Regions from separate parts of the Homo sapiens genome. Here region 2 is linked to region 1. Evidence: chromatin loops called from intact Hi-C (ENCODE). Cell type or tissue: ascending aorta. All regions are shown on one strand.

Region 1 (5,000 bases):
AATAAAAACAAAAGAAAACTAAGTGCACCTCTAGTCTATGGAAAGCACTGCTCTGCAGCAAAGGAAATAAATCTCATGTCCTGGTTGAGGGAGGACCCTCTAATACTCTAGTTGGCTGCTTGGGAACAAAGGAAGAAACTGGAGTTCATATTGGAAAATAAGGAGAGAAAAGAAATCTTAAATAGCACTAAATTTAGAAAAACAGTCTTTTCAAAGGCGAACTGAGGGAACTTTCCTAAAGCAAACTGGGTCAATTAGGAAATATTTCTTGGAGAAATGCCTTAAGATGCACACAACAACTTAAACTCAAAACTACAGAAAGACTAAAGCAATGTCAATTAACAAAACATTTACTTATTTTATACAATGCATAAAAGTGGGACAAATAGTATATCAGAGTTTATAAGACAGTTCTTATCCATATAGAGACAATGGTAATATCAAAAACAGTACAACTGTGGCTTAGTAGACCATCTTGTATATCCTTTCATGCCAGGTAACCATTTCACTCGTGTGTCAGGTCCTTTTCTCGCTGGAAATTCACTCTTGAAATTCTAGAGAATGTGATGAAGAGTTCAAAAATGGGAATGAAACACTGGTTGAGGCCTCCTTGCTAATTTGAAAACTACTTTTGGAATCTGCAATTATTTCTTAAAATAGAGATTTAAAAATCTCTGTATTCAAACTAGATTTTAATTTGCCTAGTTTAAACTTGTTTTGAAACTTCTATAAAAAGCCGCAAGGGAATGCTCTAAAAATTATCAAAAGGATACATTTGCCATAGAGCAATGCTAGGAGGATTAAACATAAAATTCACAATGATTTGAGTTTATGAATTGGAATTCAGCAAGTCATTACGCCACTCAATGAGAACAAAGGACAGAGGACCAGGGTTTTGCCTATGATTAACAATACTTAGTGTTTTGGCTGGCACCCATCTCAAGTTCTATTATTTTGAGTGAATCAAAACTTGGTGATTAAAAGAAAACTGTAGCTCACATTATTATTATAAGAGAAATGAAAAGTAGGCAATATTCAACATCAGCCTAGAAAGTCAAACAAAGCCCACTTTAAAATTAAGTCAAGGCTGGGCGTGGTGGCTCACACCTGTAATCCCAGCACTTTGGGAGGCTGAAGTGGGCAGATCACTTGAGGCCAGGAGTTCGAGACCAGCCTGGCCAACATGGTGAAACGCCATCTCTACTAAAAATACGAAAATTAGCTGGGCGTGGTGGTGCGTGCTTGTAATTCCAGCTACTGAGGAGGCTGAGGCAGGAGAATCGTTTGAACCTGGGAGGCAGACGTTTCAGTGAGCAAGATCGTGCCACTGCACTCCAGCCTGAGTGACTGAGTGAATGAGACTCCATCTCTAAATAAATAAATAAATCAAGAAAATTCCCCCTTTCTTTCCTTGTAAAGATGTAATTTGCCAACTCAAGTTGAGAGGATATTAAAAAATCAAATATGTTTATAATATAAATAATTATGTACTGATATTTTGTTTCTTAGGTTAATTAGGTCATCAATGTGCAACTACTATAATAAATCCATATAAACACATCCATATTTGTTGGGCATTTACAAAGAATTCTGAGGACTAATATATTTCACAGAATTTATCTTATTTAGTCCAATTTTCTGAACATGTAGTTAAAACTATCCAGAATCATTCAGTTATCCAAGACTTACCTGTAAAATTATAGTCAGACTATATGATTTTCAAGGATCATTTCAGAAATAAAATTCTGCACAGTATTGAATTACATGGGATAACTAGATCAAATGCAGCAGATATAAAATAGAACAGGTTTTATTTTAAACCTTTGTTCTACAAAAATCCATAAAATTGGGCTTCAACACATTTTAAATGTTAGAAGGACTGAACTCTTCATGGCCCTCTGAACTTCTGTATAAATGAGATGTCCATTAAATTTACCAGGACAAGGTATACACAAAGTTCAACTACTCCCTTCAATCATAGCCATCTCTCTAAATAAGTTTCAAAAACCGTCTGGATTTTCTAATATTTATGGCTTACAGGCTCAAATCATTTATTAAATAATTAGATACAATGATGTATATCATAGTGGTTTCCAATCAGCTAGCCAAGAATCAAGAAATAATACAAGGTATCAGAATTCATCTGATAAGTTCCATCTCCTACACAGAGGTATTACTTCCCCCAAAATAGGTAGATGTCATTGTTATTTGTGAAAAGGAAATTTAAAAAATCAATGAAACATCATAAATTATAAATATAGATATAAAATAAATACTTGCTAAATGAGAGAATACTATTAATAAAATTCCAATTTGTTAAACTAGCAAATCTGACTGGTTTCACCAACTGATAAACTTTTGGTCATTCTGTATTTAATCGACAAATACAAAATGTATCGTGTGGGCTTGTAAACTGTCAAGCTGTTAAAAATGGATCCCTGATTCTGAAAAGGTAGCACATGAAGGGCAAGTACTGAAAACAAGGCATGCTTTTTAAATCCAATCCTGAAACTTCAGTGAGCTCTAAAAGGACATTTGCTCGAGTCCAGGGAATGTGGAACACAGCATGAGAAATGTGAACATTCTTGGTAAACTGACATCATCATGACAACTCTGGCAGGGCTCCAAGTGTCTGAAGCAGAACGAAGTCTTGTTTATGAAGTGGGAGAAAGAAACTTGGGCTTTCTGATTTACACCTTGGCAGGAAGCAGAAATGGTTAAAAGAAAAGGAACACTTTTTATATACAGTAACTGGCAATTTTCAGTGAAGAAATGGGAAGAAGAGAAAAGAAAGCTATTTGAAAAGTTGAAAACTGCCCCCCTTTTTTTCCAGAATGAGTCATTCAGAGGCTCTCTCCTCTCTAAATATATATACACATGGAGACATGTTTTTAAAAGTCTATTTATGAAAGTAATATAACCACTTTATAGTTTGGAAAATAAGAAATAAATCACCTCTAACAGTTCAACCTTAATACAACTACTATTACAATGCACTGATTAGATTTTTTGTTGGTTTCTTAAAATTATTTAATGTATCCAACTGAAGGATTTTTGGCTAATATTAGTATACTCTTGCCTCAATTTCTTTAAAAATAGAGTCAGGGTCTCTCAACACATTAAATAGAGATCCAAAGGCATTTAAGTTAGGTAGAAGGAAGGATAAACATTTCTACTCAAACTTATGATATTTCTGACTATATATGTGATCTGATATTGCTTCAGACTAAAAACAAGACCCCTTCTCTCTAGGATATTTGAAAACAGCATTTCAATGCAATTTTAAAAACAGCTGTACATGCCAAGTAAACTCTTGAAGGTTACGAATCACTTTAAAATTCTTAAAGTGTGTCCATTATTTAGCAAACAATAAATTGTTTTCATTTCTACTGTAGAAACAAACAACCAAGTGATGGCCTTCTGGTTTCAAAGTATACATGAAACCCAACTGGTCAAGCTTTTACATTTCTGGTCCACCATTAAGTTTTATGGCATATCAGGAATGTAAAGCATGATGTTTAAACAAAATTTCAATTTATTAGACAAATTCCTACTTTTGATAAATACAGTATGTTTTTAAATGGTATGCCCATTTTTAATTAGGAAGAGTACAAATACTGGCAAAATGTTATGTAGAAAAAGTTGACTTGAATTTTTCTAGGAACTTACTATTTCTTAGTCCTTTGGTTGAACTTCTGGTCCTTCTGATTCCTCAATTTCTAATTTTGTATGGTGTACTGGTGTATTTCCTAACATCAACTCTAAAAAGTCTAAAGTAGCCAATGATGCTATTTTGATGGAATTAGGAAGTAATTTTCATTCAATTGCGTTAAAACTAGAAATGAACACCCAGGCACCAGATGAAACACATCTGAGTGCCTTAGTCACATATCCTTTTAAATCATAATTATATGTTCACTTTCTTGGCTCTCCAATGGTTTTAAAAGGTTATCTTTAGATTTATTACTCATTAATCTGACTCAAATTTATCAGCAGAGAAGGCCTATGTAAAACTATTGATGCAAGCAGGAGAAAAATAATTACAGTTCTTGGCCCTAACTTAATTCAGATATAAACAATATATTAATAAAGGTTCAGACATTTTCCATGAAAAGCTTTAAAGTGCACATTCAAGGGCCTGTGTGAACTGAATGGGTTTCACACAGTTCAGCTAAGTTCCTGAGGACACACTTCATGTAGTTAAGTTTAACCAAGAGAAGTATGTGGATAATTACTTCTAGGATGATGCTACACACACAGTGTCCTGATAACCTGGTTAATAAATATTCTAAAAAATATACAGAAAAATGGAAAAGTAAATATCTCTCAAGCAATACCCTCTCTCTTTTTTTTTTTTTTACTTACACAGACAGAACACATCACTAAAACAATTATGTGAAAAGCCATCTTTTACACAGCATGACTTGATACCAAGGTTTAGGCCTGACCGGCTACCCTACTTTCAAATTCTCAGCATATTCTTTGAAAAGAATTATTAGTTTCCATGCCATAGAGAAATGCCTGTGTAAAGTAATTTTTTCTTCAGCATAGGTACACAACTGTTGATAGATATAAGGAATTACATGAATCTGAAAGACATTTTTGGTACAAATGTCCCAATTTAAATGAAAGAATAATAAAAATTAAAATGATTACAAAGTACTTTTAGAGCCAAAAATTCTCAGTGTTAAAACAAACCAAACATCCTTTCTTTCTCTTCACCTCCAAACCCAAACAAAGGCATTCTGAGCCACTACAGGATACACCATTATCAGAAAACAGGCAGCCACCCATTTACAAACATATGGTATTCCAAAAGTTCATTTATTAGTCAGTTCTGCAAAATTTTAATATTTTCCCAGGGAAACAAGAATAAAATTTGAGGTTAAGTTGTCAGATCAGCCCACAAAACTGGATTTAAAACACAGTACTAAGACAAGGCCAGGAGTAACTCAGAACACTGGGGAAAATGCATCCCGTGGCCAGCGACACCTGGGGCG
Region 2 (5,000 bases), 62 kb before region 1:
TATTTAGTGAATACAGGGATCTCTGGGCTTGTGCCTGATGGTCCCCAGAGGATCCTGTAAGGATCAAGGGCAAGTCCAGACCTGTAGCTGCTGGGGAGCTCTCAAGCCCTGCAACAGAGGGCCAGAGGTGGGTCCTCTCTCAGGAAAGCTCTGCAGCAATGAGGGCTCTTTATGGACAGCTAAGCGTGGAGCCTGGCACAAACTGCTGCCTGACACCCAGGGCTGTCCATGCCCTGGCACCAGCCTTTCAGCCACCACTGCCCTTCCTGCACCCTATCCAGCCCTATTCAACTGCCCCACAGAACTTCTTGTTTTCCCTCTTACATGCTTAAAGCTGCCCCAGCTTCCAGCTCGTTGCTCATGCTGCTCTGTCCGGAATGTCCTTCTTTCTCATCTCTCTACTCTTCCAATTCAGGTACATTTTCTAAACTCATTTAAAATGTCATAATCTCCATGGAGGCTCCTCTCATTCATCCCGCGACTAGAAGTTTCTCTGTCTCTTCTGAATTCTCCACACATTATCTCTCTCTTGTTTTCCTATTGTTTATCACCTTTTAACTTGTATTAACAGTCATTGCTTTTCATCTGTTACCTTCCCTGTAAAACTGAGACGTACGAGGGGATAGAGTCCAGGTTTTCTTGATGATTGTATTTCTAGCATCTAGCCTAGTAATTCCATAGTTTTTAAAAACCCGGTTCTGCATAGCCCCAGGGTTCCAGAAAGGTGTCCTAAGATCACCCGGTAGGGGCAAAGAGTGGGCAGGGACCCAAGGAAGACCCCTTCCCCACAATCTGTGCTTTGGTCAGGTAGGTTTTGATTTGAACTCTTCTATATATTGGGATTCATGTAATTCTTTTAAAAAGGATTCTTCTAGAGATAGAAAAAAGAAAGCCACTGTAATAGATACTGTCAAATAAATTAATAGAATTACACTTAATACCTCTAGCCCTTTCTCCCTCAGGGATAATGAAATTCAGTGATCAAAAATGAGTAGCAAAGGTTCAGAGTGGCTGCCAATTGAAGAACATGGTCAAAATAGAGGGCCCTTTCTCTTGTTCTAAACAGAACTGTACCAAAATTTTAGTTTTACATTAGAATCAAGCTCTGAATGAGTTATGTTTAAGGTGTTAAATAGAACTACCCTGGCACCTGGTTCTGGAGTGTGTGTGTGTGTGTGTGTGTGTGTGTGTGTGTGTGTATAATACATTAGCACATCCGCTATGCTTTGATCTCAGTGTAACTTCAGGGATATAGGAAAGAGTTATAAGTGAGGCTACTGCCTCTTGATTTTCCTCTGCTTCCCCTCCCACCACCAAATAAATTTACTCCTCCTTCAGTCTTCCCCATCACAGTAAATGACACTAATATCCATTCTGTTGCCCAGGCTAAAAATCTAGGAGTTTTCTTTGATTGCTCTCTTTTCTTCATGCCTGACATCCAACTCACAAGTAAATATTGTTGGGTTTACCTATGAAACAGTCTGAAGCAGCCGTCTCTCTCTGCCAGCCACTACCAGCTGCCACGGTTTAGGGCCTTACCACCTCGCACCTACCTTAATGCAGTCGCCTCTTCTCTGCTTCCCACCTTCTACTCTCTCCTCCCTATTATCCATTCTCCGGGCAGCAGCAAAAGTCATGTTTAAAACTCTCCTGTTAAAAACTCTCCAAGAGGTTCTCATCAGACATAGAGTAAAACTCTAATTCCTAAATGGTCAAAATAATCAAGCTAGCATGTGTATCTCACTCCAAACTAAACAAATTTGCTCACTCTGCAATCTTCAGTTGGGGAGTTTTAAGAAAATAAATTAGTGGATGACTGAGCAGAGAGACAGAAAGACTGGCACCGCATTCAAAAACAGAAATGACTTACGGCTTCAGATTTGGGAGGCACTGGAGGTGGAGGTAGGGCAGTATCTGAAGACTTCACTGCTGCTCCCAGAGTCCCAGGGATGGGAAGAGGAGAAGTCGCACATTTGGATCGGACAGAACCTCTAAACTGATCACATCTGTTCTTCTCGCTCAGAGAGCGAGTGAGAGGCTGATGGCTGGGCTTGCCTTCCTCCAGCCACAGCTCTTCGTAGGGAAGTTCTGACTTTCCCGGGATGCCTGCTGATTCTTCACTAGCTTCTGGGAAAAGGTAGTCGCTCCCACTATCTCCAGAGTCCTGATAGGGCAGGATGTCATGAGGAAAGGGAGCCCAATCTCCCCCCAGGTCCCTGCAACCATGAAGGTTCACCTCACTGTTGCCATGGAGATTGTTGCCATACACACAGACCGAGAGTCGGTGGAAGGACTGGGTGAGCTCATCGCGGGCGTAGCTGAGCGAATTGGGCACGTGGTTGTGGCCAGAGCACCGACCCTTCTTGGGGCTCTTGCATTCTTCATTCCAGTCGGTTTTCACATCACGGACAGCCCGTGAATACTCATCGATGTCGAACTGTTCTTGGCAGATACCTAGCCAGTGATGGACCAGGGTTTCGGGCCAGCTCTCTCCCTTCACCAGGTGTTCTGGGAGGCTGAACTTGGGGACAGTCAAGTGCAAAGGAAAGTGCATGGGGAGGATCTTGTTGTTCCGCAGCACACAGCAAACCACCACCGTCTTGGTCTGGATGTTCACAAACTTATAGCGGTGCCCCTCACGGATGAAGTGGAGGTCGTATGGGTTTCTCGGTGGAGGGCTTGGCACAGTCACATTCACAGGAAGCCTGGTTTTCTCCACAATGTTGCGGATGGTGTGTTCGCCCTCTTGCATCTGAAGTTCCAGGGGACTTCGGGTGCTAAATCTGCCCTTGCACTGGAATGGAAGGCTAATGCTTTCGTTGGTCCGGTGATTCATACAAATGAGGCACGGCATTTTGCCTTTTCCCAGCTTGCTGATGGAATTGAGCTTCCCAATCTTTTTGAAGATTGTGTTGAGTCGTGACTTTTCCTTGAATGTCTTTGCATAAAGGATTTCTGCCTGCCCCATTAGAGTGAGTTCATCCCCAGTACACAGGGTGATGTTGTAAACTTCAGTGTCTTCATTGCATTCACCTGAAGCAACCTACAATATAATAAATCACATTTTACGTTCATTTCCTTTGATCTATTCACGCAAAGAACTTCCTATTAAGACACACACAAATACACACACAGAGGAAAATGCTGCGCTTTTCTTTAATACTAAATTTAGACACCTCATTTCTTTTATTATACTTACGTGATTAACAATAACTACTATTTGTTCAAGATGATATTAGTTTAGAATCTTATAAACATCTCTTTTCTCTATATATGCAGAGTAATCTATCATATGGATACTAACAGGGATATTGTCATTTTTTCTTTTGCAGTTATAAATGTTTTCATGAATGCTGATGTAGAAAATTCCTTGTTTTTTATTATTTAAATTTTAATTTTTTACTTTTTAAAATTTTATTAAATTTTTAAAATTTGAAATTGAGAAAAAGAACTTAAAAATGTGGTATTTCTCAATTTTTTAAAAAATTATACATCCATTATTTAATTGGAAGAAATATTAAAAATACAAATATAAAAATGAAGAACTTCTATACTATCTTATCACTAAAGATAATCTGTCAAATATAAATAGAAAAAAGAAACAGAATTGATCCATCTATCTCAGAGATACAAATAGATACATATATACACAATTCTGTTACCTGAGTTTCTAACTGTATCCATTTCCCCCGGGCATATCCTTCATCAATAGTAATACTAACCTAATGTATTCCATTTTGTATGAATGTGCATTATTTGACTAGTTCCTTACTGTAAAATAAAAATATAGATGGATTTTTCCAATGTCTAGCAATTATAAATAGTACTGCAATGAACTTTTTTACAGCTCAATTATTTCCTTAGGATAAAGTACTAGAAAAACTGCAGGGACAAAAGCTACGCATATATTTGTTTTTTTGTTTTGTTTTGTTTTGTTTTTGAAGACAGGATCTTGCTGCCCAGGCTGGAGTGCAGCAGCATGATCACAGCTCACTGCAGCCTTGACCTCCCAAGCTTAAGGAATCCTCCCACCTAACCCTCCCAAGTATCTGAGACTACAGGTGTGAGCCACCACACCTGGCTAATATGCATATATTTGAAAGGTCTAATATGCACTGCCCACTGTGTTTTCATCAATGTTATACTTATTTATACTTTTATCACTTTATGAAATTATGTCTCCCTACACTCACACTGAAGTTTATTTCATGCTTACCAGCATGAGAGGTAAAGCATGCATGCTGAATATATTTTAAATATATTTATTGGTATATTCATTTTTCAGTATTTATCTAATTATTTAGATCTCTTACTGATTACTTTTTGTGTAAATGAAAATGTCATTTGTGCTATGTATTCTTCCATTTGTTGTTTGAATTGCAATTTTATAGCTTAACTATTAAAGTTGTTTTTTTTAAAATGTAGTCAATATTTTCAAAATTTTCCTTTGTGATTTCATTCTTGGGTGCTATGCTTCTAGCTGAGATGATATAGATTCATGATTCTGAACCAGGGGTGACTATACCCACTAGGGGGCAATGTTTGGAGACAGCTTTGATTGCCATGACTGGGGAAGCTGCTGTTTGCATCTAGTGGGTAGAGGCCAGGGAAGCTGCTCAATATGCTATAATGCCCAGGACAGCTCCCCACAGCAAAGAATTAGCCAGTGCAAAAATATCAGTGGTGCTGAGGTTGAGAAACGCTGGTATAATTACCAGTGTTTTCTTTTAATACTTTGCTATGTATCTCTATTTTTTGAATCCTAACCACTAGCCCAACAGGGAATGTAACTGTATTTACTCTGGTGGCTTATTTAAGGTAGGTTTTTTTTTGTGTGTGTGTGTAAGTTAACTGAGTGTTGAGTGCACTTCCTAAAGAGTCATCCCTTTCATCACTAATTTGCAGTGTCACTTTTACTGTATACTAATATTATATACTTTTATATCATAAATTAAAAATATATAAAGTATTATATACTAAGTTCATAAAATACATTCAAA

Evidence for each region. Hi-C counts contacts between places; a loop is a spot of excess contacts. Peaks named below come from ENCODE experiments on the same cell type or tissue, not always from the same donor. Only the 100,000 strongest peaks of a DNase experiment are listed, where the experiment ranks them.
Region 2: a loop joins it to region 1, with 6 times the contacts of the local background. A loop is called at or near these places in 9 of 110 quality-filtered maps.

What each region holds. Positions count from the first base shown.
Region 1 is chr18:32,347,357-32,352,356 of GRCh38, forward strand. All of the region lies in intron 2 of GAREM1 (GRB2 associated regulator of MAPK1 subtype 1), which reads right to left. Among named protein-coding and RNA genes, the nearest start is that of GAREM1, 120 kb to the right of the region's middle. In ascending aorta, no CTCF peak of the experiment used is centred here; a DNase peak (open chromatin) is centred at 2,605; H3K4me3 peaks cover 678 bases; H3K27ac peaks cover 5,000 bases.
Region 2 is chr18:32,285,161-32,290,160 of GRCh38, forward strand. It overlaps GAREM1 (GRB2 associated regulator of MAPK1 subtype 1), which reads right to left. Exons shown (of 6, transcript NM_001242409.2): 4 at 1,871-3,043. Among named protein-coding and RNA genes, the nearest start is that of MEP1B, 98 kb to the left of the region's middle. In ascending aorta, a CTCF peak has its summit at 4,526 (motif pointing right); DNase peaks (open chromatin) are centred at 2,261 and 4,582; H3K4me3 peaks cover 2,596 bases; H3K27ac peaks cover 2,935 bases.